Linked DNA regions of Homo sapiens: region 1 is linked to region 2. A link is an interaction called in ENCODE POLR2A ChIA-PET data of the cell type or tissue named here. Cell type or tissue: OCI-LY7. All regions are shown on one strand. Links, peaks and the distances in the headings refer to the core of each region. The heading gives the core; the rest is flanking DNA. Region 1 has its middle 15 kb from the start of PTPN23. Region 2 overlaps KIF9-AS1 (KIF9 antisense RNA 1).

Region 1 (16,357 bases), core at 4,657-12,656, 190 kb after region 2:
TTTTGCTCACAGGGCTGGGAGCTGGAGGGATGAAGACTCAGCTGCCCTCCCTGAAGGCACATTTTTGGGGCCATCTCCCAGCTGGAAATGCATACTATCTCTTTAATCCTAAAGCTGAGTTCTAAAGAAGCAACAAAAAAGTCATGATCATCTCCCTTTTACAGGTGAGGGAACAAAGGCACCGAGAGGTTAAGGTTACACAGCTGGAAGGGTCTTACCCCAGGTCTGCACTTTTCACCAAAGCCAGGGGGCTTGTTAAGTAGTCTCAGCAGAGGTTTAAGGTGCTTCAGCTTTTGGAAAGTAGCCAAAGGATACCGCTTACTAACTGTACAACCCTGAGGGGTCATGATATAGTTTGAGCGTATCTTCCTGCCAAATCTCATGTTGAATTGTAATCCCCAGTGTTGGAGGTAGGACCTGGTAGGAAGTGTTTGGATCATGGAGACTAATCCCTCATAAATGGCTTGGGCCATGCTCTTGGTGATAAATGAACTCTTGCTCTGAGTTCACACAAGATCTGGTCATTTAAAAGTGTGTGGCAACTCCCCCTCCATTCGCTCTCTTGTTTCTGCTTTCACCATGTGCCTGTTCCCACTTCACCTTCCACCATGATTGCAAGCTTCCTGAGGCCTCCCTGGAAGCCAAGCACATGCCAGCACCATGCTTCCTATAAAGCCTGCAGAACTGTGAGCCAGTTAAACTTCTTCTCTTTATAAATTACCCAGTCTCAGGTATTTTTTTTAATATAGCAATGCAAGAACGGCCTAATACAGAAAATTGATAGCAAGGATTGGGGCATTACTATAAAGATACCTGAAAGTGTAGAAGTGACTTTGGAACTGGGTAACAGGTAGAGTTTGGAAGAGTTTGGAGGGCTCAGGCTGGGCATGGTGGCTCACACCTGTAATCCCAGCACTTTCAGAGGCTGAGGTGAGCAGATCATCTGAGGTTGGGAATTCAAGACCAGCCTGGCCAATATGGTGAAACCCTGTCTCTAACTAAAAATACAAAAATTAGCCAGTCATGGTGGCACGTGCCTGTACTCCAAGCTAATCAGGAGGCTGAAGCAGGAGAATCACTTGAACACGGGAGGTGGAGGTTGTAGTGAGCCAACATTGTGCCACTGCACTCCAGCCTGGCAACAGAGTGGGACTCCGTCTCAAAAAAAAAAAAGAGTTTGGAGAGTTTGGAAGAAGACAGGAAAATGAGGGAAAGTTTGGAACTTCTTAGAGACTGGTTAAATGGCTGTGACCAAAATGCTGATAGTGATATGGACAATGAAGTCCAGGCTGCCAAAGTCTCAGATGGAAATGAGGAACTTATTGGTAACTGGAGCAAAAGTAACGCATGTTATGCCTTAGCAAAGAGCTTGGCTGCATTGTGTTCATGCCATAGGGATCTGTGGAAGTTTGATTTAGGGTATTGCAGAAGAAATTACTAAGCAGCAAAGCACTCAGAATATGGCCTGGCTGCTTCTAACAACCTATACTCAGCTGTGGGAGCAAAGAAATGACTTAAAGTTGGAACATATGTATATTTTTTGTTTATTCATTTATTTGTTTGTTTTTGAGATGGAGTTTCACTCTTGTTGCCCAGGTTGGAGTGCAATGGTGCAGTCTCAGCTCACTGCAACATCCACCTCCCAGGTTCAAGCAGCTCTCCTGCCTCAGCCTCCCGAGTAGCTGGGATCACAGGCATGCACCACCACACCTGGCTAATTTTTTTGTATTTTTAGTAGAGACAGGGTTTCACCATGTTGGTCTGTCTGGTCTTGAGCTCCTGACCTCAGACAGTTCACCTGCCTCAGCTTCCCAAAGTGCTGGGATTATAGGCATGAGCCACCATGCCTGGGCAGAAGTTATATTTAAAAGGGAAGCAGAATGTGTAAGTTTGGAAATTTTACAACCTGGCCATGTGGTAGAAAAGTAAAGCCCATTTTCAAGGAGAGAATTCAAGCAGGCTGTGGCACAACGACTTGCTAGAGATATTTGCATAGCTAAAAGGGAGCCAAATGCTAATAACCAAGACAATGGGGAAAAGGTCTTGAAGGCATTTCAGAGACCTTTGTGGCAGCCCCTCCCATCACAGGCCCTGAGGCCTAGTGGGGAAGAATGATTTCATGGGCCAGGCCTAGGGCCCTGCTGCCCTGCACACCCTCAGGACACTGCTTCCCACATCCTGACCACTCCAGCTCCAGCCAGGGCTCAAAGGGGCCCAAGTATAGCTCAAGCTGCTGCCACTTTGCAGTCTCACTTTGGAGAATGCAAGTGGTAAGCCTTGGCAGCTTCCATATTATGTTAATCCTGTGGGTGCACAGAGTCCAAAAGTGAAGGCTTGGCAGCCTCCGCCTAGATTTCAGAGGATGTATGAGGAAAGCCTGGGTGTCTGGGCAGAAGCCTGCTGCTGTAGCACTGCCCTCACAGAGAATCTCTACTAGGGCAGTGCCAAGGGGAAATGTGGAGTTAGACCCCACACACAGAGTCCCCAGTGGGGCACTGCCTGGTGGAGCTGTTGGAAGGAGGCTGCCATCCTCCAGACCCAGGAATGTTAGAGCCACCAATGGCTTGCAATTTCAGCATGGAAAAGTCACAGGGGCAGAGCTGCCCAAGGCCTTGGGAACCCACCCTTCCCACCAGTGTGCCTTGAATGCAGGATATGGAGTCAAAGAAGATTGTTTTGGAGCATTAAGATTTAATGAATGGGCTGGGCGCAGTGGCTCATGCCTGTAATCCCAGTGTTATAAAGTTTTGGTGCAGCAAAAGAAATAGCACTTGAATATAAAATTTTCTTTTTTTCGTCTCAGCAAGGCAATTTACTTCTATAGAAGGGTGCGCCCTCACAGATGGAGCAATGGTGAGTGCAAACCTGGGCAAGGGAGGGGAAGAATTTCTCCTGCTGCTGTGTTGTTCCCCTATTGGCTAGGGTTAGACTGCACAGGCTAAACTAATTCTGATTGGCTAATTTAAAGAGAGTGATGAGGTAAGTGGTTTGGCAGGAAAAATGGTTATGGAATGAGTCAGGGTGGAGAATGAGTCAGGGCGGAGCAGGTAATTGAAATGAGTCAGGGTGGAGCAGGTAATCGGAATGAGTCAGGGTGGAGCAGGTGATGGAAAAAGGTTGCTTTATGAGGAAGTTAAGTTTAAAAGTAGAAGGCAAAGAATGGAACATACTGACATATTGACTCTTTGAAGAGAAATTTAGGACTCATATCTAACACCAGGACTTTGGGAGGCTGAGGTGGGCAGATCACCTGAGGTCAGGAGTTCAAGATCAGCCTGGCCAACATGGTGAAACCCCATCTCTACTAAAAATGCAAAAATTAGGCAAGATGCGATGGCTCATGCCTGTAATCCCAGCACTTTGGGATGCCAAGGCAGGTGGATCACCTGAGGTCAGGAGTTCGAGGCCAGCCTGACCAACATGGTGAAACACTGTCTCTACTAAAAATACACAAAAAATTAGCTGGGCGTGGTCGTGGGCACCTGTAATCCCAGCTACTCAGGAGGCTGAGGCAGGAGAATTGCTTGAACCTGGGAGGAGGAGGTTGCAGTGACCCGAGATCCCACCATTGCACTCCAGCCTAGGCGACAAGAGCAAAATGCCATCTCAAAAAAAAAAAAAAAAAAAATTAGCTGGGCATGGTGGCACATGCCTGTAGTCCCAGCTACTTGGGAGGCTGAGGCAGGAGAATGGTTTGAACCTGGGAGGCGGAGGTTACAGTGAGCCAAGATCTCACCACTGCACTCCAGTCTGGGTGACAGAATGAGACTCCATCTCAAAAAAAAAAAAAAAAAAAAAGATTTAATGAATGGCTTCTGGATTTTGGACTTGCATGGGGCCTGTAGCCCCTTTCTTTTGGCCAAATTCTCCCTTTTGAAATGATAATGTTTACTCAATGCCTATACCCCCACTGTATCTTGGAGGTAAATAATTTCTTTTTGATTTTACAGGCTCCTAGGTGGAAGGGACTCATCTCTAGCTAAGACTTTGGACTTGAGACTTTTTTTTTTTTTTTTTTTTTGAGTAGGATTTTTGCTCTGTCACCCAGGCTGGAGTGCAGTGGCTCGATCTTGGCTCACTGCAACCTCTGCCTCCCGGGTTCAAGCAATTCTCCTGCCTCAGTCTCCTGAGTAGCTGGGATTACAAGCGCGTGCCACCAAGCCCGGCTAATTTTTGTATTTTTAGTAGAGACAGGTTTTCACCATGTTGGTCAGGCTGGGGGACTTTTGAGTTAATGCTGGAATGAGTTAAGACTTTGGAGTCTAAGTGCTTGGGAGTTGATAAAACAATTTTTAAAATGAATAAATAAGTAGGCCAGGAGCAGTAGCTCATACCTGTAATCCCAGCATTTTGGGAGGCTAAGGTGGATGGATCACTCAAGTCCAGGAGTTCAAGACCAGCGTGGGCAACATGGTGAAACCCCAACTCTACAAAAAAAATATAAAAATTAGCCAGGCATGGTGGCATGTGCCTGTGGTCCTAGCTACTCTGGAGGCTGAGATGGGAGGAGCACTTGAGCCTGGAAGGTGGAGGTTGCAGTGAGCCGAGATAGCACCACTGCACTCCAGCCAGGGTGACAGAGCAAGAACTTGTCTCAAAAAAATAAAATTAGGCCAGGCACGGTAGCTCACACCTATAATCCCAGCATTTTGGGAGGCCGAGGCGGGTGGATCACCTGAGGTCAGGAGTTCAAGACCAGCCTGGCCAACATGGTGAAACGCCATCTCTACTAAAAATATTTAAAAATTAGCCAGGCATGGTGGTGGGTACCTGCAATCCCAGCTACTCCAGAGACTGAGGCAGGAGAATCACTTGAACCTGGGAGGCAGAGGTTGCAGTGATCCGAGGTCGCAGTGATCCGAGGTCGCACCATTGTACTTCAGCCTGGGCAACAAGAGTGAAACTCTGTCTCAAAAAAAAACAAAAAACAAATAAGATTTTAGGGGACTGTTGTAAAGGCATAATTGTATTTTGCAATGTGAGAAGGACATGAGATTTGTGGGGGCCATGGGCAGAATGATGTAGTTTGACTGTATGTCCCTACCAAATCTCATGTCAAATTGTAGTCCCCAGTGTTGGAGGTAGAGCCTGGTGGGAGGTGTTTGGATCATGGGGGTGGATCCCTTATGAATGACCTGGGCCATCCCCTTCATGATAAGTGAGCTCTTTCTCTGAGTTCCCACAAGATCTGGTAGTTTAAATGTGTGTGGCACGTCCCCTCCACCTTGTTCCTGCCTTCACCATATGACGTGCCTGCTCACCTTTCACCTTCTGCCATGATGGCAAGTTTCCTGACGCCTCCTCAAAAGCCAAGCAGATGCCAGGACTATGCTTCCTATAAAGCCTGCAGAACTGTGAGCCAATTAAACCTCTTTTCTTCATAAATTACCAAATCTCTGGTATTTCTTTATAGCAATGCAAGAACGGCCTAATACAAGTCACTTCCTGTCTTTGTCCCTCAATTTCCTCCTCTGTGTGAGGAAACAGGAAGAAGAATCCCTGCCCTGCGTATTCAGCTGCCACGTGAGGTAATAGTGCAGGAAGGGGAAACCGGAAACCCCCAAAGGTGTTGGTGAGACCAGTTCCCTTCCTGTCTGTCCTCTGAAACAGCTCTGCATATTCCCCCAAGCCCAGGACCTGAGTATAGTCTGGATCCCCAGACTTCGCTGGATGAAGCTCTAAATTTACCAGCCAGCTGGCTTTCAGGCCCAAGATTACTATCTTGTCTTACCTTCAGGTGAGAGAAACATTATAATAACATCAATAACGAACAGTAACCAAGCACTTGGTGCCTGTGCCAGGCATTCTCTCCTGCCAGCCATCCTTACAGGTATGAGGCAGGTAATACCTGCTTCCCCACTGTCTCCTACCCAAGCCTGGGCCCTTGAGACACTCACCGACCTAGCTAATGGGATGGCCTCCAGCAGTGGAAACGGGACTTTCCCAATTATCCCCATGGTAGATTTTTAAGGCCTGGGTGACAATCTCATAGCTCAACAGCACTGGGCCACCACTGTCAAGCCTGCCAACACTCACGCCCTCCAGGCCCCTGCCATTATCCCTTCTCTGATAGACTGCCACTTTTAGGAAGAAGAGATGTGTAACTTACTACTCTTTATATATAGATATTAGAATTCATCTCTTGAAATGATACACATTTTCTAACACCCCCAAAATGCCAGTAAGAATGATTAAAGGGCTGGGTGTCGTGGCACATGCCCATAGTCCCAGCTACTCCAGAGACAGAAGAGGGAGAATGCTTGAGCCCAGGAGTTCATCAGCCTGACCCCAACACAGCAAGAGCCCATCTCCACAAAAAATTAAAAAATTAGATAGGCATGGTGGCACACACCTGTAGTCCTAACTATTCAGGAGGCTGAGATGGGAGGAGTGCTTGAGCCTAGGAGTTAGAGGCTCAAGTGTGAGAACAGACACTCATAGCTCATGGCATAAGCTATGATCATGCCACTGTATGTATTTAAAAAAAGATTAAAGGTTGAGGGGATGGAAAATGGGATGGGATAGGAAATGGGGTGGGAAAAATAAAAATAAAAGCAGAGAGGGGGATTGCGCAGACCAAGGAAGATAGCATGTCAACCCACCCCCGATTAAGGCATAACTCCTTGTATATAAAATTAAGCACCAATCAACATCCTAACAATATCATTATTAGGGCATCTGAAAGAACGTTCACTAAAGTATGCTTATCTCTATGTTTCTTCTTTTAGCTTTTATTATTTGAAAACTTTCAAAATAATAAACTTTCAGTTTTACAAAAATAACAAAAGTATTTTAAAAATGCCCATGCGGAGTCTGCATTTTATTCCACAATACATCTGCAACTTTTTTTTTTATTTTTTTGAGGTAGGTCCTGCTCTGTCGCTCTGTAGCTGGGTGCTCTGCATCTGTAGCTACAGGCATGAGCCACCAAGCCTGACTAATTTTTTGAGGAGGCAAGGGTCTCACTATGTTGCCCAGTCTGGTCTCAAACTCCTGGGCTCAAGCAATTCTTCCACCTTGACCTCCCAAAGTGCTGGGATTGCAGGCATGAGCCACCATGCCTAGCCAGCTTTTTATTTTTTATTTTTTATTTTTTTTGAGACAGAGTCTTGCTCTATCGCCCAGGCTGGAGTGCAGTGGTGCCATCTCGGCTCACTGCAACCTCCACCTCCCGGGTTCAAGTGATTCTTGTGCCTCAGCCTCCCGAGTAGCTGGGACTACACGTGCCTGCCACCACACTGGGCTAATTTTTGTATTTTTAGTAGAGACAGGATTTCACCATGTTCGCCAGGCTGGTCTCAAACCCCTGACCTCAGGTGATCTGCCCGCCTCGGCCTCCCAAAGTGCTGGGATTACAGGAGTGAACCACTGCACCTGGCCAAATTATTATATTTTTTATGTTGAGTTGTCTATAAATGTTTTAACATTGAAATATTTTGTATTGGGCCGGGCGCGGTGGCTCACGCCTGTAATCCCACCACTTTGGGAGGCCAAGGAGGGCGGATCACGAGGTCAGGAGATTGAGACCATCCTGGCTAACATGGAGAAACCCCGTCTCTACTAAAAATACAAAAAATTAGCCGGGCGTGGTGGCAGGGCGCCTGCAGTCCCAGCTACTCGGGAGTCTGAGGCAGGAGAATGGCGAGAACCCGGGAGGCGGAGGTTGCAGCGAGCCAAGATTGCCCCACTGCACTCTAGCCTGGGTGACAGATCCGAGACTCTGTCTCAAAAAAAAAAAAAAGAAATATTTTGTATTAATATTTCCATGGTGGGGCAGAAACTCCAGTAAAATCAACCCTTTAGATGCTGCGGATGTGTTTGTTCAGGGACTGTGTACTCCCAATACATGACCCGCCGTCAGTTTGAGAAGCTTAGATTGTCCCCACCATTGACAGATGAGGAAAATGAGGCCCCTAGCCAGCTTTTTAAAATGTTCAATAGAACTCTTTTTATTGAGATAAAGTTTATGTACCATAAAATACGCCCTTTTAAAGTGTACAATTCAGAACATTGTCATCAGCCCCAAAAAGAAACTTTGTACCATTAGCAGTCATTCTCCCATGTTCCCCTCCTCTCAATCCCTGGCAACCAATCCACTCTGCCTTTATGGATTTGCCTATTTAGGACATTTCATGTAAATGGAATCGTGTTAATCTGTGGCATTTGGTGTCTGGCTTCTTACACTTACTTCGGTATTTTCAAGGCTCATCTATGTTCTGCCGTGTGTTAGTACTTCATTCCTTTTTATGGCTGAACTGTATTCTGTGGTATGAATAGTCCACATTTTATTTATTCATTCATCAGTTTATAGCCATTTAGGTTGTTTCCATGTTTTGGCTATTATGAATAATGCTGCTATGAATATTGATATATGAGTTTTTGTATGGAGATATGTTTTCAATTATCCAGAAATGTATAGCTAGGAGTAGAATTTCTGGGTTATATGGTAACTCTATGTTTAACTTTTTGAGGAACTGCCAAACTGTTTCCCACAGAGGCTGTGTCATTTTACATTTCCGCCAGCAATCTGGGAGGGTTCCAATATTCCCATACCCTTGCCAACATTTGTCTCTCTCGCTTTTTTTTTCTGAGACAGACTCTGTTGCCCAGGCTGGAGCGCAGTGGCTTGATCATGACTCATTGCAGCCTTGAACTCCCAGGTTCAAGCGATCCTCCACCTCAGCCTCTCGAGTAGATGGGACTACAGGTGCATGTCATGACACCTGGCTAATTTTTTTTTAATTAAAATTTTTTGTAGAGATGGGATCTCACTATGTTGCCCAAGCTGGTCTTGAACTCCTGGGCTCACATGATCCTCCTGTCTTGGCCCCCAAACTGCTAGGATTACAGCTGTGAGCCACCATGCCCAGTCTGCCCCTCTTTTTTTATTACAGCCATCCTAGTGTGTATGAAATGATATTTCACTGTGGTTTTGATTTGCATTTTCCTAATGGCTAATGATGTTGAATATCTTTTCTTGTGCTTATTGTCCATTTACATATCATCTTTGAGAAATGCCTATTCAAGTCCTTTGCACATTTTAAAATTATTATTATTACTATTATTTTTTTGAGACAGTCTCGCTTCGCCCAAGCTGGAGTGCAGTGGTGCAATTCCAGCTCACTTCAACCTCCACCTCCTGGGTTCACACAATTCTCCTGCCTCAGCCTCCCGAGTAGTTGGGATTGCAAGCGCCTGCTACCACACCAGCTAATTTTTGTATTTTTAGTAGAGACTGGGTTTCACCGTGTTGGTCAGGCTAGTTTCAAACCCCTGACCTCAAGTGATCCATCTGCCTCGGCCTCCCAAAGTTCTGGGATTACAGGTGTAAGCCATTGTGCTCAGCCAAATTATTATGTTTTTTTATTGTTGAGTTGTCCATAACTGTTTTAACATTGAAACATTTTGTATTAATATTTCCACGGTGGGGCAGAAACTCCAGTAAAATCAAGCCTTTAGATGCTGTAGCGTGTTTGTTCAGGGACTCTGCACTCCCAATATGTGACTCCCCATCAGTTTGAGAAGCTTAGATTGCCCCCAGCATTGACAGATGAGGAAAATGAGGCCTGTACAAGTTAGGAAACTGGCTGGGTGTAGTGGCTCATTCCTGCAATCTCAACACTTTGGGAGGCTGAGGCGGATTGCTTGAGCCCAGGAGTTCAAGACCAGCCTGGGCAACATAGCAAGACCCCATCTCTACAAAAAAATAAAAAATTAGCCAAGGGTGGTGGCATGCACCTGTAGTCCCAGTTACTCAGGATGCTGAGGTGGGAGGATTATTTGAGCCCAGGAGTTCAAGGCTCCAGTGAACTATGATTGCACCACTGCACTCCATCCTGGGTGACAGGAAGATCTTGTCTCTTAAAAAAAAAAAAGAAGAAAAAAAAATGTTGACCGGGTGTGGTGGCTCATGCCTCTAATCCTAGCACTTTGGGAGGCCAAGGCGGGCAGATCACCTGAGGTCAGGAGGTCGAGACCAGCCTGGCCAACATGGTGAAACCCCATCTCTACTACAAATACAAAAATTAGCTGGGCATAGTGGTGTGCGCCTGTAATCCCAGCTACTCAGCAGGCTGAGGCATGAGAATCGCTTGAACCTGGGAGGCGGAAGTTGTAGTGAGCCGAGATCACGCCACTGCACTCCAGCCTAGATGACAGAGTGAGACTCTGTCTCAACAACAACAATAACAACAAAAGTTAGGAAACGTGTTCAAATTACACAGCCAAGTCTTATGTAGAATAGTGGGAAACTGGGGAGATTTACCTGGAGGAGAGGAGCAACAAGGTTTCAGTTCCCGGCTCTTGAAAGGCTGCGACAAACAAGACAACCAGAATGTTTTTGTGGCCTCAGAGCCAGAATCAGAGATTGCACTCTCAGAGGGAGACATGTCAATGGGAAAGGCCTCCTGACAACAGCTACAGCCTAGCATGACGGAGGCGGCTTGGGAAACATTGAACTATGTCTGGACAATCCACTGGCAGGAAAATCATAGGAAACTGTAGGGGCCATCTGATGCTTGGCCTCTTCGGCATCTATTTCCCCTACCTTTTTTCCCTTCGAATAGGGCCTCAATTTCCTTTTGAGGATCTGCATGGTTCTAGGAGTGGAACTTAGAGTAACTAGACTTAGCCGAAGTCTACCAGTGCCTCTCATCCCTCCATTAATGTGGTTCAGGGTATGCATGTGATTAGCTGGTCCAATTAGAATACATCTCAAAACTTTTGGTGGGAACACAGAACACTTTCTCTTTCTTTCTTCCTTCCCTCCCCTCCCTCTCTTCTTCTTCTTCTTTTTTTTTTTTTTTTTTTTTTTTTGTTTTTGAGACGGAGTTTTGCTCTGGTTGTCCAGGCTGGAGTGCAGTGGTGCGATCTCGGCTCACTGCAACCTCCACCTCCTGGGTTCAAGCGATTCTCCTGCCTCAGCCTCCCGAGTAGCTGGGATTACAGGTGCCTGCCACAACACCTGGCTAGTTTTTTTGTATTTTTAGTAGAGACAGGGTTTCGCCATGTTGGGCAGCCTGGTCTTGAATTCCTGACCTTGGGTGATCCGCCCACCTCGGCCTCCCAAAGTGCTGGGATTATAGGCATGAGCCACCATGCCTGGCCTGCCTGCCTGCCTTCCTGCCTGCCTGCCTGCCTTCCTTCCTTTTTTCTTTCTCTTTCTTTCCTCCTCCTCCTTCTTCTTTTTCCTCTTCTTCTCTGTCTTTGTTTCCTTTCTTCTCTCTCTCTCTCTCTCTCTCTCTTTCTTTTGAGACAGACACTCTGTTACCAAGGCTGGAGTACAGTGGCAAAATCCTAGCTCATTGTAGCCTCAACCTCCCAGGCTCAAGCAATCCTTCTGCTCAGCTTCCTGAGTAGCTGGGACTACAGGCATACACCACCACACCCAGCTAATCTTTTTAATTTTTTGGTAGAAACAGGGTATCACTATGTTGCTCAGGCTGATCTCAAACTCCTAGGCTCCAGCAGTCCTCCCACCTTGGCCTCATAAACTGCTGGAGTTACCAGTGTGTGCCACTGCACCAGACCAAGGTATTTCCTGCTCCTTGGAAATAATAAGGGAGCCTGACTAGATGTGACAAAGACGACATCTTGGATATGAGGTGGGCTGCCCTTAAAATGAGATCAGCAGCACAGAAGGCACAGAGGAGAGAGAGAAACAAATCCTTACTGATATCGCTGAGCTGCTGGGTCACACTTTGCCTGAAGGTGGAGGGGGCCTCTGGAGTTTACTGTTTAAACTAGTTTGAGTGGGCTTTTCTGTTACTGGCAACATGAATGCAATAAATATAGGGCTCAGGCATCCAATGGAGAGGGGTGGGGACAAAACCTTGTAGCCTTTATGATCCTGTCAATCCCTAAGCCTCTATAACATGTCCAAAGACTTGAGGTTGGAAGGCAGTAGTCAGTCTTGGGAACTCAGGTGGGAGGCTCTCAAGTAGAAGAAAGGTGTTTTTGATAGGTAGACTTTACAGGGTATAAGTTCAAATGATCAAACTCCGTTATAGCTACATGAAAACCCTTCAATAACCTATGCTTGATAATCAACCCAGAGCAGCTTCAGGGTACAGCTGTATAAGCCCCTCCTCTGCTCCAGGGTCCCATAGATCTGGGTTCAAATCCCACCTCTGCCGCTTCCCCACTGCTTCTTAGTCAATCTCTCTGGGATTCAGTTTCTTCATCTATAAAGCAGACAGAAAGCTAATATGGGCAACCTGGGCCAGTGTGGGAGGTAGGGGAAGCTTCAGGTATGGTGGCTTTTGCTGCAGTCATGGCGCAGAGATGCACTGGAGACCCTTATCAAACACAGAGCTCTTACCCCTGCCAAGCATAGACAAGGGGACTACCATTAACTCGATTTTGCAGATGAGGAAACAAAGGCACTGGGAGGTTAAGAACGGGACGCAGGCCGGGCGCGGGGGCTCACGCCTGTAATCTCAGCACTTGGGGAGCCAAAGCAGGTGGATCACTTGAGGTCAGGAGTTCGAGACCAGCCTGGCCAACATGGTGAAACCCCGTCTCTACTAAAAATACAAAAAAAAAAAAAAAATTAGCCGGGCGTGGTGGCGAGCACCTGTAATCCCAGCTACTCAGGAGGCTGAGGCAGGAGAATCACTTGAACCCAGGAGATGGAGGTTGTGGTGATCTGAGATCACACCACTGCACTCCAGCCTGGGCAACAAGAGTGAAACTCCATCTCAAAAACAACAACAACAACAACAACAAAAACAGGACCCAGGCACAGAGCTGGTAAGTGGAGGTGCTGGGGATCCACCCCAGGGTAGTGTCACACACCCAGGCTGCTCTGCTCGCAGTCAGAGGAGGAGCGGCAGTCAGAGGAGGAGCGGCAGTCAGAGGAGGAGCGGCAGTCAGAGGAGGAGCGGCAGTCTGATGTTGGTTTGGCTGCTGGGGCCTGAGCTGCAGAAGGCGAGGGCAGGATTCCAGGCACCCAGGAAGAGCTTTCTCCGAGACCCACCCACATGGGACTTGACCCTGGGGCCTGAGGTTGGGTGACAGCTGGAAGGTGCAGAGAGCCGGAAGTGGATTCCCCTACCTCACCCTGGGAAAAGTCTTCACCTGCAGGAGATGAAAGATCCCTTTCAGGTGAGTGGTTCCGCTCCACAGTTATTACTTCCATCTTCTCCGCACAGAGCCAGCACTACAGGCAGCTGAGACCTGTGACTCCTTTTGGATGTCCCCAAAGCCTCTACACCTCCCTTGAGAAGATGGCTGAAGCAAAAAGCTTTCACAAGGGCTGAAGAACTGTGATGAAAGAACCCTGGTGGGCCTGTGTAAGCCCCGGACCTCAGTGGCAGCTTCTCTTTGCTATAATGAAGTAGCCAGGAGGCGGGCACAGATTCTAGGAACCCTTGCCTAAGCGGCCTGCACAAGTCGAATGGGGTGAAGAAAGCGGCTGTGGCCACAGTGGGGCCACATGGGGCACCACCTGATGTTCCAAAACCCAAATGGTGGATACAAGTCACTCTATTACCCATGGAGACAGAGACCTTGACTAGGAAGGCTTTGCATCTGAGAGTCCCACAGGTGATCCCAGTCCTGACCCAGTGGCTTTGGCACCCTCAAGAGGGTGCTGCCCAGCCAGCCTGCAGGGTCTCACTGCAAAGGCGAGGATGTCTCAAAGTTCCACCATGTTCTGCTGTGCTGTAGCTCACTGCCTGGCACCAGACAACCTCGGAGGGTGTACCTGGGCAATCCCGAAGGCCCCATCCGCCCCGGAGGCCCTTCCTTCCTTTCAGTGGCCTGAACTTGGGAGTTTGTACCAGCCAGGAGAGGAATAAATTCTCCATTGCTACCTTTCCTTTCACAGACACTGGTACCAAAGGGCCACTTGCATAAGAATTAAATCTGGTCCTGAGCAACAAAAAGCCCTGATTTTAAATATGTGGGTGTGTTTTTGTGCAGCCAAAGGCACCCCAGGATTGTGGCTGTGTTGTGGCAACACTGTGGCCTTGGCGCCATCTGCTGGCCAAGTGACCCCCTCCCCCCCACCCCCACCCCGCCGCCGGCCCCCCAACCCCTAGGCTGGGAGCTGGGGAAGGGTTGTGATTTTGTGGATGGATTCAGAGGCTTCCAACCTTCCTGAATATTTGCAAACCCGGGATGTTGGATCCTTTCCTAGGGAGAATGTGCCCAGCGCTCCTAGAGTTCCTGGAGGGTCTGGGACCCTCTGGAGGGAAGAGGAGTGCTGCACCACTGAGCAGCCTTTTTTCTGCTCTGACGGGGAAGGTCCCCACTGCTTTCTAGGCCAGTGGAAGAGGGCTGCCTCAGAGGCCCCTCCCCGACCTCTAGGATCCTGGCTGGTGGCTGGGAGGGAAGGAATAAGATGGGGATGCTTCCTGCTCTGGCCTCCACTCTGCCAAGTGTGAGACCAAGAGAGCTCCCCTTCCCCCTTTTGCCTTCTCTTATCCTCCTCCCCACTTCTCCTGCCACAGCTAACCTCTCTTCTGGCCCTCCCTCAGAGCCCACGTGGTGTTTTGGACAGCCCCTTTCCCATCGCACACCTCAGTTTCCCCACCTGTAATGCAGTGGTTCTGGATTCTCATACATGGGAGATGGCAGCAGGGGAGGACTCCATGTTTCCTGTTTGGGTGGCTATGACTATTCCTTTCTGACACAGCTCCTGGTGCTGTACACAGGAGTCTTTCAACGGTATACAGGCACCCAGCAGGTCACAGGGGCTGATAGTGTCAACTTGGCTAAATAAGGCCAGTTTTCCAAAATGGTGGCACCAATTCACAGCCCTATCTACAGCCCCATCTCACCAACACTTATTATTGACAGATGTATACTCATCATTCTGATGACTATCAAGTGGCATTTCAGTGTAGTTGGGGTTTGCATTTTCCTGGTTACTGATGAGGTTGGACATCTTTCCATGTGGTTTTGGCTGTTCCTGTAAGTTCCCATCCAAGTTGTGTGCCCATTTGTCCATTGGATTGTTTGTCTCTCTTGAGAACTCATCAGACTTTTTTACATATCCTTAATGGTAATCCTTTTTTGATTATGTCTCACAAATATCTTCTCCCAATTTGGTCTTGTCTGTTCATTTTCTTTATGATGTCCTGTTTTTCTTTTTAACTTTTTATTTTGACATAATCTCAGACTTACATCGAAAAGTTGCATGAATAGTGCAAAGAATTTCTTCATACCCTTTACCCCAGTTCCCCAAATGTTAACATTTGACATTTGTGTCCCTCTCTCTTTCTTTCAGTGCCCCCATATATACACACATATCTCCCCTCCCCTTCCCTGAGCCCCAAGTCACTTGGGAGTAAGGGGCAGAATACTGCCTTTTTACTCCTAAATACTTCAGTGTATATTTCATTTTTGTTTTTAGATGGAGTTTCACTCTTGTTGCCCAAGAATGCAGTGGTGCAATGTCTACTCACTGCAATCTCCTGGGTTCAAGTGATTATCCTGCCTCAGCCTCCTGAGTAGCCGGGATTACAGGCACACACCACCACACCTGACTAATTTTTGTATTTTTAGAAGAGATGGGGTTTCACCATGTTGGCCAGGCTGGTCTCGAACTCCTGACCTCAAGTGATCTGCCTGCCTTGGCCTCCCAAAGTGCTGGGATTACAGATGTGAGCCACTGCACCTGGCCTGGTGTATATTTCTTAAAAACAAGAACATTATCCTATATGTAAACATTACCACAGAACAACTGTCAAATTCAGGAAATTAACACTGAAACACTACCATTATCTAATCTACAGACTTTATTCAGATTTCATCACTCATACTAGTAATGTCCCTTGGAGCCGAGGTGAGTGGTGGGTGGCAAGCATTACCACCTGAGCTCCACCTCCTGTCAGATCAGCTGCATTAGATTCTCATAGGAGTGCAAATCCTGCTGTGAACTGCACAGGTGAGGGATCTAGGTTGTGTGCTCCTTATGAGAGATGATCTGAGGTGGAACAGCTTCATCCTGAAACCATCCCCTGCCCCTCATCCACGGAAAAATCGTCTTCCATGAAAGCGGTCCCTGGTCCCAAAAAGTTTGGGGACCGCTTCCTCAGAACAAAAAGAACATCCCATATCATGTGTTACACTTCTTTAGTATGCTAAAGAGGTTATGTCTATGTTTCTTTATACTTTAATCTAGAATAGTATTTCTTTGTGTTTCATAAGACTGACTTTTTGGAGATGATAGACCAGTTCTTTTATAGGATGTCCTTCAATTTGGGATTATCTAATGTTTCTTCGTGATTAGATTAAGGTAATGCGTTTTGGGTACTGTGTCCTCAGAGCATCATACCAGAAGGCACATGATCTAGATTTCTCTCATTGCTGGTGACATTAAACTTCATCACGTGAGTAAGATGAGGTCTAC
Region 2 (16,357 bases), core at 4,575-12,574:
TGATGGGATCATGCCTGTAATCCCATCACTTTGGGAGGCTGAGGCAGGTGGGTCACCTGAGGCTGGGAGTTCAAGACCAGCCTAACCAACATGGAGAAACCCGGTCTCTACTAAAAATACAAAAATTAGCCCGGCGTGGTGGCACATGTCTAATACCAGCTACTAGGGAGGCTGAGGCAGGAGAATCACTTGAACCTGGGAGGCGGAGGTTGCAGTGAGCCGAGATCATGCCATTCCACACCAGCCTGGGCAACAAGAGCGAAACTCATCTCAAAAAAATATATATATATTTATACTTTCTCCTACTGTTACTGTCTCCTGTGGGTCAAGACCAACCCTATCCCAGGAGATTCCAGGGTTGCCAGTAGTGACCCTGAAACAAAATCATCTCTTGCCTTAGGGAAGACAAAGGCCAAAAGCCTACTCTCCACAGGTAGGCTTCGGGTACCTGGTAAGGGTAGTAGAAAGAAGAAATGTAGACCGGGTGCGGTGGCTGACGCCTGTAATCCCAGTACTTTGAGAGGCCAAGGCAGGCGAATCACCTGAAGTCAGGAGTTCGAGACCAGTCTGACCAACATGGAGAAACCTGGTCTCTACTAAAAATACAAAATTAGCCGGATGTGGTGGCACATGCCTGTAATCCCAGCTACTCTGGAGGATGAGGCAGAAGAATCGCTTGAACTCTGGGAGGCGGAGGTTGCGATGATGAGCTAAGATCGCGCCACTGCACCCCAGCCTAGGCAACAACAGCAAAACTCCATCTCAAAAAAAAAAAGAAATGTAGGTCGGGCACAGTGGCTCATGCCTATAATCCCAGCACTTTGGGAGGCCGAGGAAGGCAGATCACTTGAGGTCAGGAGTTCAAGACCAGCCTGGCCAATACGGTGAAACCCCATCTCTACTAAAAATACAAAAATTAGCTAGGCATGGTGGCGCACGCCTATAATCCCAGCTACTCGGGAGGCTGAGGCAGGAGAATTGCTTGAGCCCGGGGTGGGGGGTGGAAGTTGCAGTGAACAGAGATCGCATCACTGCACTCCAGCCTGGGCAACAAGAGTGAGACTCAGTCTCAAACAAAAAAAATGAATAAAATAAATAAATATGTATTTTCTCCTCTGTAGCACAGAAACATTTACTATCAACATCTTAGCATTTTGGGGAGCGGGAAATGAGATAATGTCTGACAAAGTACCTAATGCCTGTAAACTAATAGCCATACAACAAAAAATTGGCTACCTTATAAATTTAGGTAGATATATGAGGCTCAATACAATTGAAGATTTAGATTTAGTCAGTATACAGAATAAAGGCAGCATAATTTAGAATAAATTACTCATTCACATAAGTTTTGTTATATTGTTATAACTGTTTTATTAACTACTGTTAATCTCTTAGTGTGCCTAATTTATAAATTAAACATCATAAGTATGTATGTATAGGAAAAAACAAAGTATATTTAGGGTTCCAGGCATCCACCAGGGGTCTTGGGACCTATCCCTTGTAGATAAGGTGGGGACTACTGTAATTACAACTTTTTTTTTTTTTTTTTTTTTTTTTTTTTGAGATGGAGTCTCGCTCTGTCGCCCAGGCTGGAGTGCAGTGGTGCGATCTCAGCTCACTGCAAGCTCCGCCTCCCGGGTTCATGCCATTCTCCTGCCTCAGCCTCCCAAGTAGCTGGGACCACAGGCACCCGCCACCATGCCCGGCTAATTTTTTGGATATTTAGTAGAGATGGGGTTTCACCGTGTTAGCCAGGATGGTCTCGATCTCCTGACCTTGTGACCCACCCACCTTGGCGTCCCAAAGTACTGGGATTACAGGCATGAGCTACCGCACCCAGCCTAATTACAACTTATTTTTATTCCTATTCATTCTGCACATCCCAACACAAGGCAAGAAGAATCTAGAAAACAATGCACAACCTACATTGAGCTCCACCTCCTATAATTCCTATTAGATGTTATTTGTATCAAGTCAGCACCCTCCTACATAGTATTATTATACTCTGTAGTTGTTTTTCCTATACAGATAATCTTTCTGTTACATATTGCTTTGTTAACAGATTTTAATTACATAATATATCTATCTTACCAACTTTATAAGTTTGTTGTAGGCAGAAGCAATCTGTCTTTCCTATTTTATAGTGTTTGAGGCTGTAGGTAGCAAGTGTTGAATGAATAACTACTTTGTTACTTCTGAAAAGCTTACTTTTTGATTAATACTTTTCCTTTTTACCAATTCCTTTTTCTTTTTTTTTCAGGCTCATCCATGGAATACCAATTCTTTTTCTTAGTGTTCACATTGGATTTTTCTGTTAAAAATAGATTGTTGGAGTTGGCTAACAAGTTGATTACTTCCAGTCAGGCACTCTCTTCTGTAAAGTCTCTTTTGTAAACTCCTACAAGCAGCTATTTCACTGGATTTGAAAAGACTGACTAAAAAGAACCATGCACTGTAACTCTCAAGTATACAGGAATATTGTTATTAGGTAATTTTTTTTTTCAATATGTGTTAACCTTGTCTTCCCTACAATTTTCTTTTTCTTTTTTTTTTTTTTTTGAGATGGAATCTCACTCTGTCGCCCAGGCTGGAGTGCGGTGGCACAATCTCAGCTCACTGCAACCTCTACTGCCTGGGTTCAAGCGATTCTCCTGCCTCAGCCTCCTGAGTAGCTGGGATTACAGACGCGCGCCACCATACCCAGCTAATTTTTTGTATCTTTAGTAGAGACGGGGTTTCACCATCTTGGCCAGGCTGGTCTTGAACTCCTGACCTTGTGATCCACCCGCCTCAGCCTCCCAAAGTGCTGGGATTACAGGCATGAGCCACGGCGCCCAGCCTCCCTACAGTTTTCAAACATTCAGAGAGGTGATTATGGTGTATCTTTTATTCTGTTTTGCTTTGGATCTTGGCGTTCTTCTAGAGAACTCATCTGCTCAGGAGCTTCTCAGTGCATCTTCCCTCCCAAACTTGTCTTACCCAGCAGAGAATGAATGTACTCAAGATTACCAGTTTTGCAGATGAATAAACCAATGATTCCAGAGGTTATGGTGCATATCTAGAGTCACATGACTAAGAAATGATAAAACCAGGATTTCAGCCAGGTTATCTGTTTCAAGACATTTTCAGACAAAAAAATCTGGAGTTTGCCACCAACAAGAAATGATCCTAGCCTCAGCATCTCAGCCCACACTGGGAGTGTCAGGTGCTGAAAAAAAATTTTTTTAATTTTACATAGTAAATAATTTTATAAAAAAGAAAGAAATGATCCCTTATACAAGAAGGAATGATAAAAATATTAGTAAATAAGTGGTTAAAACTAAAAACTTTTTACCATACAAAGTAATAGTAAGTAATTTGTGTGGTTAATAAGGTAAAGCAAGATGGAACTGATACTCTGGACAACAAAGTCATATATTTAGAAGCAGGATGAGTGGAGTGATGGTTGGAGTTGAAGTTTTCCAAGGTCCTGGTATTGTTTGGGAAGTGGGTAAAAATATTGATTAACTTTAACCTTTACTCTTTTAAGTGTATAAGATAAAATATGTAGGGTAACTGCTTTTCCAAATTAACAGAAGAAAATAGAATAAAGAAAAATACAAAAAAAAAGGCCGAGCATGGTGGCTCACGCCTGTAATCCCAGCACTTTGAGATGCTGAGGCGGAAGGATTGCTTGAGACCAGGAGTTTAAGACCAGCCTGTGCAACATAGCCAGACTCCCTCCCAGCTCTACAAAAAACAAAAGAGATTAGCCAGCTGTGGTGGTGCACACCTATAGTCCCAGCTACTTGGGAGGCTGAGGCAGGGGGAATACATTTCAGTTTTAAAGAGTGCAAAATGGACAAGAAAATAAAACTTAGGCCAGGTATGGTGGCTCACGCCTGTAATCCCAGCACTTTGGGAGGCTCAGGCAGGTGAATTGCTTTAACTAAGGGGCTCAAGACCACCCTGGACAACATGATGAAACCCCATCTCTACCTAAAATACAAAAAAATTGGCTGGGTGCGGTGGCTCACACCTGTAATCCTAGCACTTTGGGAGGCTGAGATGGGCAGATCACCTGAGGTCAAGAGTTCAAGACCAGCCTGCCCAACATGGCAAAACCCCATCTCTACTAAAAATACAAAAATTACCCGGGCATGCTGGCATGTGCCTGTAATCCCAGCTACTTAGGAGGTTGAGGCAGGAGAATCACTTGAACTCAGGAGACGGAGGTTGCAGTGAGCCGAGATCACGCCACTGCACTCCAGCCAGAGCAAGACTCCATCTCAAAAAAATTAGCCAGACATCATGGCACATGCCTGTGGTCCCAGCTAGTCAGGAGGCTGAAGTGGGAGGATCTCTTGAGCCCAGGAGTTCAAAGTTACGGTGAGCAATGATCTTGCCACTGTACACCAGCCTAGATCACAAAGCAAGACTGTCTCTTTTAAAAAAAAAAGGCCAGGCATGGTGTCTCACACCTATAATCCTAGCACTTTGGGAGGCTGAGGTGGGCGGATTACTTGAAGTCAGGAGTTCGAGATCAGCCTGGCCAGCATGGTGAAACCCCTTCTCTACTAAAAATACAAAAATTAGCTAGGCATGGTTGCATGCACCTGTAGTCCCAGCTATTTGGGAGGCTGAAGCATGAGAATCGCTTGAACCTGGGAGGCAGAGTTTGCAGTGAGCTGAGATTATGCCACTGCGCTCCAGCCTGGGCAACAGAGCAAGATCCTGTCTCAACAAAAAACCATTTCACCTCTTTATGTGGCTTCTAGAAAATTTAAAATCACATTTGTGACTTCCATTTTATTTCTCTTGGACAGCACTGATCTAGGATATATATAGAACTAATGTAAGTGAATAAGAGAAAGACAACCCAGCTTTTTAAATTGGTAAATACCTCAGAAGAGGAAAAATTAATGTCCAGGAAACATTTGAAAAGCTGTTTCAGGGAAATCAGGGTGCTGGTCAGAGTGTTAATTGATACAATCATTTTGGAAAACAAGTTGGTTGGCATTACCTAGTAGAGTTGCATATGGGCATATCTTAAAACCCAACAATTGTTCTTAGATATACAAATTAAAACTCTTGCAAATATACACCAAAAGACATGTCTAGGAATGTCTGTAGCAGTATTGGCAAATGGGCAAATGTCTATCAACTATAGTATATATAATGAACTACTATTAAACAGCTTAAAAGGCAGGGTTTTGCATTTGTTGCTGAGGCAGGAGTATCACCTCAAACACTTGGGCTCAAGCGATCTTCCCACCTCAGTCACCCAAGTAGCTGGGACCACAGGTGTACTCCACCATGCCTGGATTTTTTTTTCCCCTGTCTTATGGTGCTGATGTATAATTGTTTTTTAGTTTTTTTAGAAACAGGGTCTCGCTATGTTGCCCAGGTTGGTCTTGAACTCCTGGCCTCAAGTGATCTTCCCACACTGGTGTCCCAAAGCATTGGGATTACAAGCATGTGCCACCAAGCCTGGCCATAACTGAAATTTTCAGCTATGCCTACCAAAATGGTAAAGTCTTGGGGACATAATAATGAACAGGAAATAAAAGGCATAGAATGTTTTTCCATTTATGTAAAGTTTTAAGAGTCAAAATTAAACAACAGATGGTGTTGAGAAATATGGTAAAACTATAACCAAGAGAAAGGTAAAGAAAAATTTTAGGATAGTTTTGGTTTGGTTTGGTTTTCCTTTCTGAACAGGAAAAGGGATTATATAGGGGACACCCAGGAGGCCTCAGAGCACAGGTAAATTTGTATTTCTTAAACTAGTTAGTAAGTGGACAGATATTTGTTTTGTTATTTTGTCTACACTAGATGTAATGAATGTTATTTATATCTATTTATTATTCCGTAACAACTATGTGTGTGCGTCCTTTGACCCAGCAAATTCTATTTCTAAAATTTTGGTTCACGGAAATAAAAGCACTCGTACATAGACTAAATGTACAAATTAATGGTATAATTTGTGGTGGGAGAAATGAAGTGAATGCTCATAAATAAGGGAATGGGTGAATATATTTTGGAACATCCATACAGAGGAGTATTATACTGTCATTAAAAAGAATTGAGTTTGCCAGACATGGTGGCTGACAACTGTAATCCCAGAACTTTGGGAGGCTGATGTAGGAGGATCACTTGAGCTCAGGAGTTGGACACCAGCCTGGGCAACATAACAGGACTTCATCTCTACTAAAAATAAAAAATTAGCTGGGTATAGGGTCATACACCTATAGTCCCAGCTACTCAAGAGGTTGAGGTGGGCGGATTGCTTGAGCCCAGGAGATGGAGGCTGCAGTGAGGCAAGATCGCGCCACTGCACTCCAGTCTGGACAACAGAGCAAGACCATGTCTCAAAAAATAAATAAATACATAATAAGTATATGCATATGTATTTAGATATCTATTAAGAAATTAGGCCGGGCGCAGTGGCTCACGCCCATAATCCCACCACTTTGGGAGGCCAAGGCAGGCGAATCATCTGAGGTCAGGAGTTTGAGACCAGCCTGGCCAACATGCCAAAACCCTGTCTCTACTAAAAATACAAAAATTAACCGGGCATGGCACGCGCTGGTAATCCCAGCTAGTCGGGAGGCTGAGGAAGAAGAATCACTTGAACCCAGGAGGCAGAGGTTGAGTGAGCCAAGATCACACCACTGCACTCCAGCCTGGGCAACAGAGTAAGATTCCGTCTTAAAAAAAACAAAACAAAACAAAACAAAACCCTCACACTATATTCCAAATCCTGAAATAAGAAACAAATTTGCAAATTAAGAAATTATGGATTAACTTATTGATTATTGCTCAGAAAACGTACCTTATTTTTACTCTGAAATTCACTTTATTTATAATACTTTAAAACAATTTAGCTAAAGTAGTGTTTATAGGATGTTACTTCTCTGGTTAGACATGTTTCACACAACAGTTTTCAATGCTGAAAATTCATTTGATAATTTTAATCACAATTTATGATTGATTGATGGATTAATCAGTAATTTAGATGCCATAAGAACCATTGAAAGGAATAATCTGACTATTGCTCATTGTACAATCTTGATCATTAGTTATAAGCCAAGAATCTGATATCCCACTCTTGAATTACATTTTTCAATGTGTGTATTTGGTCAACAACAGGTCACAGTGAGCCGAGATCATGCCACTCCACTCCAGCCTGGGTGACAGAGCAAGACTCCATTTCAAAAAAAAAAAAAACTGAAAATACCAAATATTGACAAGGATTTGGAGCAAGTGGAACCCTCATACATTGCTGATGGAAATGCAAAATTATACAGCCAATTTGGAAAAATAACTGGGTGTGGTGGTGTGCACCTATTTTTCCAACAACTTGGGAGACTAAGGTAGGAAGATCCCTTGAGCCCAGGAGTTTGAGGTTACAGTGAGCTGATGGCGCCACGGCTCTCCAGCCTGGGTGACAAAATAAAACTGTTTCAAAAAAAAGAAAAAAAAATGATGCTATAAGAAAAAAACTATATACCAATGTCCTTCATTAACATAGATACAAAATGTTTAATCACAATTTTAGCAAATTGAATCCAACTGTCTCCCCCACCCCCACATCTATCTATATATCTATATTTGTTTGTTTGTTTTGAGACGGAGTTTTGCTCCTGTTGCCCAGGCTGGACTGCAATGGCATGATCTCGGCTCACTGCAACCTCCACCTCCTGGGTTCAAGTGATTCTCCTGCCTCAGCCTCCCGAGTAGCAGGGATTACAGGCATGCCCCACCACGCCTGGCTAATTTTGTATTTTTAGTAGAAACGGGGTTTCACCATGTTGGACAGGCTGGTCTCAAACTTCTGACTTCAAGTGATCCGCCCGCCTCATCCTCCCAAAGTGTTGGGATTACAGGCGTGAGCCACTGCATCCGGCCTTGTTTTTTTGTTGTTGTTTTTTTTTGAGACAGGGTCTTGGTCTGTCACCCAGGCCAGAGCGAGTCTCATGGTTCACTGTAACCTCCGCCTCCTGGGATCAAGGAATCCCACCTCGGCCTCCTGAGTAGCTGGGACTATAGGCACAAGCCACCACGCCTAGCTAGTTTTTGTTTTGTTTTGTTTGATTTGGTTGGTTGTTTTTTTCTTTTTGTTTTTGTTTTTGTAGAGATGGCGTTTTGCCATGTTGCCCAGGGTGGTATCAAACTCCTAGGCTCGAGTGATCCACCCACTTCAGCTTCCCAAAAGGCTAGGATTGTAATCACATCTGTAGGCATGAGCCACCACGCCTGATAAATCTAACAATACATTAAACGTAAAATACCAGGCCAGGTGCAGTGGCTCACACCTGTAATCCCAGCAGTTTGGGAGGCCAAGGCGGGTGGATCACCTGAGATCAGGAGTTCAAGACCAGCCTGACCAACATGGTGAAACCCCATCTCTACTAAAAATACAAAAATTAGCTGGGCATGGTGGCACACGCCTGTGGTCCCAGCTACTCGGGAGGCTGAGGTGGGAGAAGGGACTAGCCTTGTCTCAGATGAGTCTTTGGACTTCTGAGTTAATGCTGGAATAAGTTAAGACTCTGAGGGACTATTGGGAACACATAATTGTATTTTGCAATGTGAGAGGGACATGAGATTTAGTGGGGCCATGGGTGGAATGATATGATTTGGGTCTGTGTCCCCACTAAATCTCATGTCGAATCCCCAGTGTTAGAAGTGGGGCCTGGTAGGAGGTGATTAGATTATGGGGATGGTTTCTCATGAATTGCTTAGTACCATGCCCCCTTGTGAGTTCTCACAACATCTGGTTGTTTAAAAGTGTGTAGCACCTCCCCACCCTCTCTCTTGGTCTAGCTCCTGCCATATAAAATGCCGGCTCCTGCTTTGCCTTTCACCATGAGTAAAAGCCTCCTGAGACCTTCTCAGAAACAGATGCTGCCATCCTTCCTGTACAGCCTGCAGTACCGTGAGCAAAATAAGCCTCTTTTGTCTATAAATTACCTAGTCTCAGGTATTTATTTATAGCAATGTAAGAAAGAACTAATACAAGTGGTTTCACTTCTTATAGCCTAAAACTACCTAGCATGCCTTTGAAATTGCAACTGCTTTCTATTTCTTATAATTCAGACTTGTCTTTTCATTTGTGACCAATTCCTGTTATTTCAAAACCAAAGAGTGCATGAGGGTGAATTATATTACCCTGAAGAGATGAGACAATGACTCTGTCTGAACCATTCAGCTGGTCTAGGTGACTAGAGACTGCAGAGATGTCAGGACTGTTGCCTAGGACACAAAGCAGACTTACAGGGCATTCCTCACTGAAAGAACATTTTAGGGACACTTACTTATCCAGAAAGGCATAAATAAGGAACTGGTAACCCTGATAACTTGAGAACCCTACTGCTACCTGGTGATTAGAGGCAGTCTGAGACACATAAGAGAGTGGTTCAGGCCAGGAGTGGTGGTTCACACCTGTAATCCCAGCACTTTGGGAGGCCAAGGTGGGTGGATTGCTTGAGATCAGGAGTTTGAGACCAGCCTGGCCAGCATGGCGAAACCCCCCTCTACTAAAAATACCGAAGTTAGCCAGGTGTGGTGGCACATGCCTGTGATCCCAGCTACTTGGGAGGCTGAGGCACGAGAATCACTTGAACCCGGGAGGTGGAGTTTGCAATGATCCAAGATCATGCCACTGGACTCCAGCCAGAGCAACACAGTGACACTCTGTCTCAAAAATATATATATATATTTTGGGACCTGGACAGGTGACCATGGTGAGACCTTTGAAGACATATGTATGTCCATAGCATGCATATGTCTTTGAACTGTGTATCTTGAAGTAATGTTATGTTAAATTATGTAATAGATAATCATAAAGTGTCTGAGTCATTTCTAAGTAAGTTAAAATGCTGAGATATCAATTTAATCTTTTAGTTTTTTGTTGTTGACTTTAGACATCTAGAAATATAAAGCATAATCAATTTAAGAATAAAAAATACGGCCTGGGTACAGTGGCTCATGCCTATAATCCCAGCACTTTGGGAGGCCGATGCGGGCAGATCGCTTGAGTCCAGGAGACCAGCTCGGTAACATGGAGAAACCCTGTCTCTACAAAAAATATAAAAAATTAGCCAGGTGTAATGGCAGGTGGGTGTGGTAGTATGCGCCTATAGCCCCAGCTACTAGGGAAGCTGAGGTCAGATGATCACTTGAGCCTGGGAGGTGTAGGTTGCAGTGAGCCAAGATTGTGTCACTGCCCTCCAGCCTGGGCAACAGAGTGAGACCCTGTCTCAAAAAGCAAAAACTATGCAAATAAGGACAATTATTAACAAAACAATCTGAAATCCGTATCTGAAAAGTGTTTCTGGCCAGGCGTGGCTCACGCCTGTGATCCCAACATTTTGGGAGGCCGAGGTGAGTGGATCACTTGACACCAGGAGTTGAAGACCAGCCTGGCCAACATGGTGAAACCCTGTCTCTACTCAAAATACAAAAATTAGCCAGGTGTGGTGGTGCATGCCTGTAATCCCAGCTACTTCTTAGGAGGCTAAGGCAGGATAATCGCTTGAACCCGGGAGGCAGAGGCTGCAGTGAGCCGAGACTGTGCCACTGCACTCCAGCCTGGGTGACAGAGCGAGACCCTGTCACAAAAAAAAAAAAAAAAAAAAAAAGTGTTTCTAAAGGTAACCAGGCCAGGCACAGTGGCTTGCCTAGGCCTACCAGCTGCAGGGCAGGTTACAGCTAGTGGCCCAAGCTCTGGGATAAAATATTAATCAATATTAATGATACTTAGTCTTTTAAGCTTAAGCTTATATACTTTGTTGTCTTTATGGTTTAACAAAGCTAAATATATTTCAATCTGTTAATAAAAATGGAAGAAACATCTTTAAAAAATTATGAAGTAATTTTCATCTACAAATATTGACAAAAAAGTTCAAAATTACTTTCTAGGTTTTTCACTAGAAATTAGGTTACTAAAAGTTAAAATTATAGTAAATATATATATTAAAACTACTAGGCTGGGCCTGGTGGCTCGTGCCTGTAATCCCAGCACTTTGGGAGGCCGAGGCAGGTGGATCACCTGAGGTCAGGAGTTCAAGACCAGCCTGGCCAACATGGTGAAACCCCGTCTCTACTAAAATAAAAAAATTAGCTGGGAGTGGTGGCAGGTGCCTGTAATCCCATAATCCCAGTTACTTGGGAGGCTGAGGCAGGAGAATCGCTTGAACCTAGTAGGTGGAGGCTGCAGTAAGCAGAGATTGCGCCACTGCACTCCAGCCTGGGAGAGCAAGACTCTGTCTCAAAAACAAACAAAAAAAATTTCTAGCTATAAGAGAAACAATTCTGTGTACACAGCATTTAAAAACCAAATGTGTCTTTGGTAAAGAAGATTATAAAGAAGGCATGAGAATGTAGTTTTTCTTAAAGGAAAAGTACTTTTGTCTAGAGATTCCTAAAGATTATTTTAAGTTGAAAGGATAAGAAAGAATGATAGATAAAACTAAATGGAGGCCAGGTGCAGTGGCTCACACCTGTAATCCCAGCACTTCGAGAGGCTGAGGCAGGCGGATCACCTGAGGTCGGGAGTTTGAGACCAGCCTGACCAACATGGAGAAACCCCGTCTCTGCTAAAAATACAAAATTAGCCAGGCGTGGTGGCGCATGCCTGTAATCCCAGCTACTCAGGAGGCTGAGGCAGGAGAGTCGTTTGAATCTGGGAGGCAGAGGTTGCGGTGAGCCCAGATCGTGTCATTGCACTCCAGCCTGGGCAACAAGAGCGAAACTCCATCTCAGGAAAAAAAAAACAAAACAAAACTGAATGGATATAGAAAGTTGAGGAAAGAAAGAGATTGGGAAAAAAATGTAAGAAATTATAAAAGTCTCTAGAAAGCTTATCTTGTGTCATCAAAGCTGATTGAAATTGGATGGGTTGGCTGGGCGCGGTGGCTTACACCTGTAATCCCAGCACCTTAGGGAGCTGAGGCGGGCGGATCATGAGGTCAGGAGTTCGAGACCAGCCTGGCCAACATGGTGAAACCCCATCTATACTAAAAATACAAAAATTAGCCAGGTGTGGTGGCGGGCACCTGTAATCCCAGCTACTCGGGAGGCTGAGGCAGGAGAATCACTTGAAACTGGAAGGCAGGGGTTGCAGTGAGCTGAGATGGCGCCACTGCACTCCAGCCTGTGTGAAAGAGCAAAACTCCATCAATCAATCAATAAGATGGATCAGCATTTCCATTGTACATACCACCCTTAGTCTTCCAGAGTGGTGGAAAACACAAATCAGATAATAAAAGAATCAATTGGCAAAGCTTATGCAAACTTTTAACTTTCCCTGGCTTAAGGCTCTTCCATTTGCTTGACTTACATTCTACCTGGTTTGGAAAACATCAGGTTTCTTTCTCCCTTTGAAATAGTAATGGGAAGGTCCATGTGCCTAGGATGAAGGAGCCTATGAACCAGCTTTCCTTAAAGGTGATATTCTTTGTTTTTGCTAAGGGCTTGTAAGCTTCTCACTAAAATTAAGGATTAATGAAGGATTTTTCTTTTTTTTTTTTCCAGATGGAGTGTCGCTGTGTCACCCAGGCTGGAATGTAGTAGTGCGATCTTGGCTCACTGCAACCTGCACCTCCCAGGTTCAAGCGATTCACCTGCCTCAGCCTCCTGAATAGCTGGGATTACAGGCGCACACCACCACACCCAGCTAATTTTTTGTATTTTTAGTAGAGACAGAGTTTCACCATTGGCCAGGCTGGTCTCAAACTCCTGACCTCAAGTAATCCACCTGCCTCGGTCTCCCAAAATGCTGGGATTACAGGTGCGAGCCACACACCCAGCCTAAGGATTATTTTAACAGTGAGCTCCCAGAATATAAGACCATCAAAGATCACAGTCTCCAACCTGGAGATTTTTTAAATACAAAAACATCAAATAGGGGACTCTTTCCAACATGTTAGAAGGAACCATATCAGGCAGCCCTGCCTCAGTGGGCATCTTCAACAGCAGAGATCTTCAATACCTTATTTTTCAGACTAGTACAAGGAATAGATGAAATATTTATTTGGTTACATTTATTTGTTTAAAAAAATTTTTTTTAGAGATAGAGTCTGGCTCTGTTGCCCAGGCTGTAATGCAGTGTCATGATTATAGCTCACTGTAGCCTTAAATTCCTGAGCTTGAGTGATCCTCCTGCCTCAGCCCCATGAGTAACGGACTGCAGGTGGATGCCACTTCACCTGGCTAATTTTTTATTTTATTTTTATTTATTTATTTTTTTGAGATAGAGTCTTGCTGTCACCCAGGCTGGAATGCAGTGGTGCAATCTTGGCTCACTGCAAACTCCGCCTCCTGGGTTCATGCCATTCTCTGGCCTCAGCCTCCCGAGTAGCTGGGACTATAGGCGACTGCCACCATGCCTGGCTAATTTTGTTTTTGTATTTTTAGTAGAGACGGGATTTTACCACGTTAGCCAAAATGGTCTCGATCTCCTGACTTCGTGATCCGCCCGCCTCGCCCTCCCAAAATTCTGGGATTACAGGCGTGAGCCACTGAGCCTGGCCTATTTTTATTTTATAGAGATAGGATCTTTCTATGTCGCCCAGGCTATTCTCAAACTCCTGACCTCAAGTGATCCTCCTGCGTTGGCCTCCCAAAGTTCTGGAATTATAGGCATAAGCCACTGCACCTGGCCTGGTACTTTTAGAAATAAGAACACTTTTCAGACCTGGATTTCAAGTTGTTTTGTCAATAATTGTCCTTATTTGCATCATATTTTTTATTCTTAAGCTGATTATGCTTTGTACTTTTAGATAACTAAGGTCAACAACAGAAAATGAATTATGATAGTTAGATGCTTAGAAAGAATCCAATATTCTGCAGCTTCCTTGTAAGCGGATGGCCTGACCAAGGTCCCATTGCTCTGTCTCTTTTTTTTGTTAATCAATTCAGCATTGAGACATCACTAAGTTCATAAGCCACAATACCTCTCCTCTCTTCCTCTGACATGGAACAAGGTTACCTGGGAATGAGCCTTCCCAGCTACATGGGAGAAACATACATCTAAAATGTTGAACATCAATGCTTTCAGAAGAGAAAGGTTTCAATCAAAAGAGAGAAATGAGAAAAAAAATCAGAGCAGTCTGAGGTACATGAGGTATGCAAAACTTATCAGGCACAAAGAGACATGAGTGGTCAGGCGCCATGGCTCACACCTGGAATCCTAGCACTTTGGAATGTTGAGGTGGGCAGATCACTTGAGCTCAGGAGTTCAAGACCAGCCTGGGCAATATGGCAAAACTCTATCTCTACAAAAAAACACAAAAAAATTAGCCAGGCATGGTGGCATGCACCTGTAGTCCCAGCTACTTAGAAGGCCGAGGTAGGAGGATTGCTTGAGCTGGGGAGGCAAAGGTTGCAGTAGCCAACATCGCGCCACTGCACTCCAGCCTGAGCAACAGAGACAGATCCTGTCTCAAAAAAAAAAAAACAAAAAAAAAAAACACATGAATATGGGACTTCAGCCACACACTCCTGCACTCATGCCTGGGGACAATGGTTTAAAGGCATTTTGTTATTTCTTTCTTTCTTTTTTTTTTTTTTTTTTTTTTGAGACAGAGTCTTGCTCTGTTGCCAGGCTGGAGTGCAGTGGCGTGATCTCGGCTCACTGCAACCTCCACCTCCCAGGTTCAAGCAATTGCCCTGACTCAGCCTCTTTAGTAGCTGGGACTACAGGTGTGCACCACCACACCCGGCTAATTATTTGTATTTTAGTAGAGACGGGGTTTCACCATGTTGGCCAGGATGGTCTCAATCTCCTGACCTCGTGATCTTCCCACCTCAGCCTCCCAAAGTGCCGGAATTACAGATGTGAGCCACCGTGCCTGGCCTGTTATTTCTTTTCTTCCCTGTAGGTTCCTGACTGCCTCACCCATTATCTTTTTTTATCTTTCTTTTGACAGGGTCTCACTCTGTCACCTAGGCTGGAGTGCAGTTGTGCAATCACAGCTCACTGCAGCCTTGACCTCCTGGACTCAAGCAATCCTCCTGCCTCAGCCTCCTGAGTAGCTGAGACTACAGGCATGCACTACTACACCTGGCAAATTTTCCTTTTGTTTTTCTGAGACGGAGTCTCAGTCTGTTGCCCAGGCTGGAGTGCAGTGACACCATCTTAGCTCACTGCAGCCTCCACCTCCTGGGTTCAAGCAATTCTCCTGCCTCAGCCTCCTGAGTAGCTGGGACCACAGGTGCATGCCACCACGCCTGGCTAATTTTTGTATTTTTAGTAGAGACAGGGTTTCACCATGTTGGACTGGCTGGTCTCAAACTCCTGACCTCAGGTGCTGGAGTTACAGGTGTGAGCCACCGTGCCCGGCCCTAATTTTTGTATTTTTTGTAGAGATGGGGTATCCCCATGTTGCCCAGGCTAGTCTCAACTCCTGGGCTCAAGTGATCCACCTGCCTCAGCCTCCCAAAGTGCTGAAAATACAGGTGTGAGCCACTATGCCCAGCCTCAGCCATTATCTTCCTGTTCCTGGAATTTGTGATATAAAGAACAATGTACAGCCAATCAATAGCTTATATTACTTTAACATAAATTCTTTTTTTATTTTTTTTGAGACAAGAGTCTCATCCTGTTGCCCAGGTTGGAGTACAGTGTTGCATTCTCGGCTCACTGCAACCTCCGCCTCCCGGGTTCAAGCAATTCTTCTGCCTCAGCCTCCTGAGTAGCTGGGATTACAGGCACATGCTACCATGCCCCAGTAATTGTATTTTTGGTAAAGACAGGGTTTCACCATGTTGGCCAGGCTGGTCTCAAACTCCTGACCTCAGGTAATCTGTCCACCTTAGCCTCCAAAAGTGCTGAGATTACAGAGGTGAGCCACCATGACCGGCCCTAACATAAATTCTTGATAAGCAACTTAGAAATTGCCTCTTCTATATTCCTTTAAAAACCCACTTATAACTGCTGTTAATCAGAGCGTATATTCAGGGCAACTTGAATCTGTGCTCCTGGGTTGTAGTCCATTAACTTGGCCCAAACAGACTCTGTACTTAGTTAATTTTTCCTCAGTTTTTTTCCTTTTGGTTAACAGAAGAAAACAAGGAAACAACAGCAAAAGTCTAGAGGGGAGGGTGGTGGGTGGGAGAGAGTGGGAATAGAGATCAGGACATGGACTTGCTACAATATATTATTATTGTTATTATTATTATTATTTTCCGAGACAGAGTCTTGCTCTGTCACCTAGGCTTAGTGCAGTGGGATGATCTTGGCTCACTGCAACCTCCACCTCCCAGGTTTAAGCAATTCTCCTGCCTCAGCCTCCTCTGTCAAAAAAAAAAAAAAAAAAAAAAGATTTATATTTTTCTTTTTTTTTATCAAGTCATAATCATGGAACAGGGT

Evidence for each region. Peaks named below come from ENCODE experiments on the same cell type or tissue, not always from the same donor. Only the 100,000 strongest peaks of a DNase experiment are listed, where the experiment ranks them.
Region 1: POLR2A ChIA-PET joins it to region 2 with 11 read pairs; 7 of 35 experiments call an interaction of 5 or more read pairs at or near these places.

The regions. Positions count from the first base shown.
Region 1 is chr3:47,357,381-47,373,737 of GRCh38, forward strand. No RefSeq gene overlaps it. Among named protein-coding and RNA genes, the nearest start is that of PTPN23, 15 kb to the right of the region's middle. RefSeq lists an enhancer at 4,967-6,166. In OCI-LY7, for the core only: no CTCF peak of the experiment used is centred there; no DNase peak of the experiment used is centred there.
Region 2 is chr3:47,166,909-47,183,265 of GRCh38, forward strand. It overlaps KIF9-AS1 (KIF9 antisense RNA 1), which reads left to right. Exons shown (of 7, transcript NR_033373.1): 2 at 2,261-2,488. Among named protein-coding and RNA genes, the nearest start is that of KIF9-AS1, 11 kb to the left of the region's middle. RefSeq lists an enhancer at 8,842-8,901. In OCI-LY7, for the core only: no CTCF peak of the experiment used is centred there; a DNase peak (open chromatin) is centred at 8,913; H3K4me3 peaks cover 1,772 bases; H3K27ac peaks cover 3,285 bases.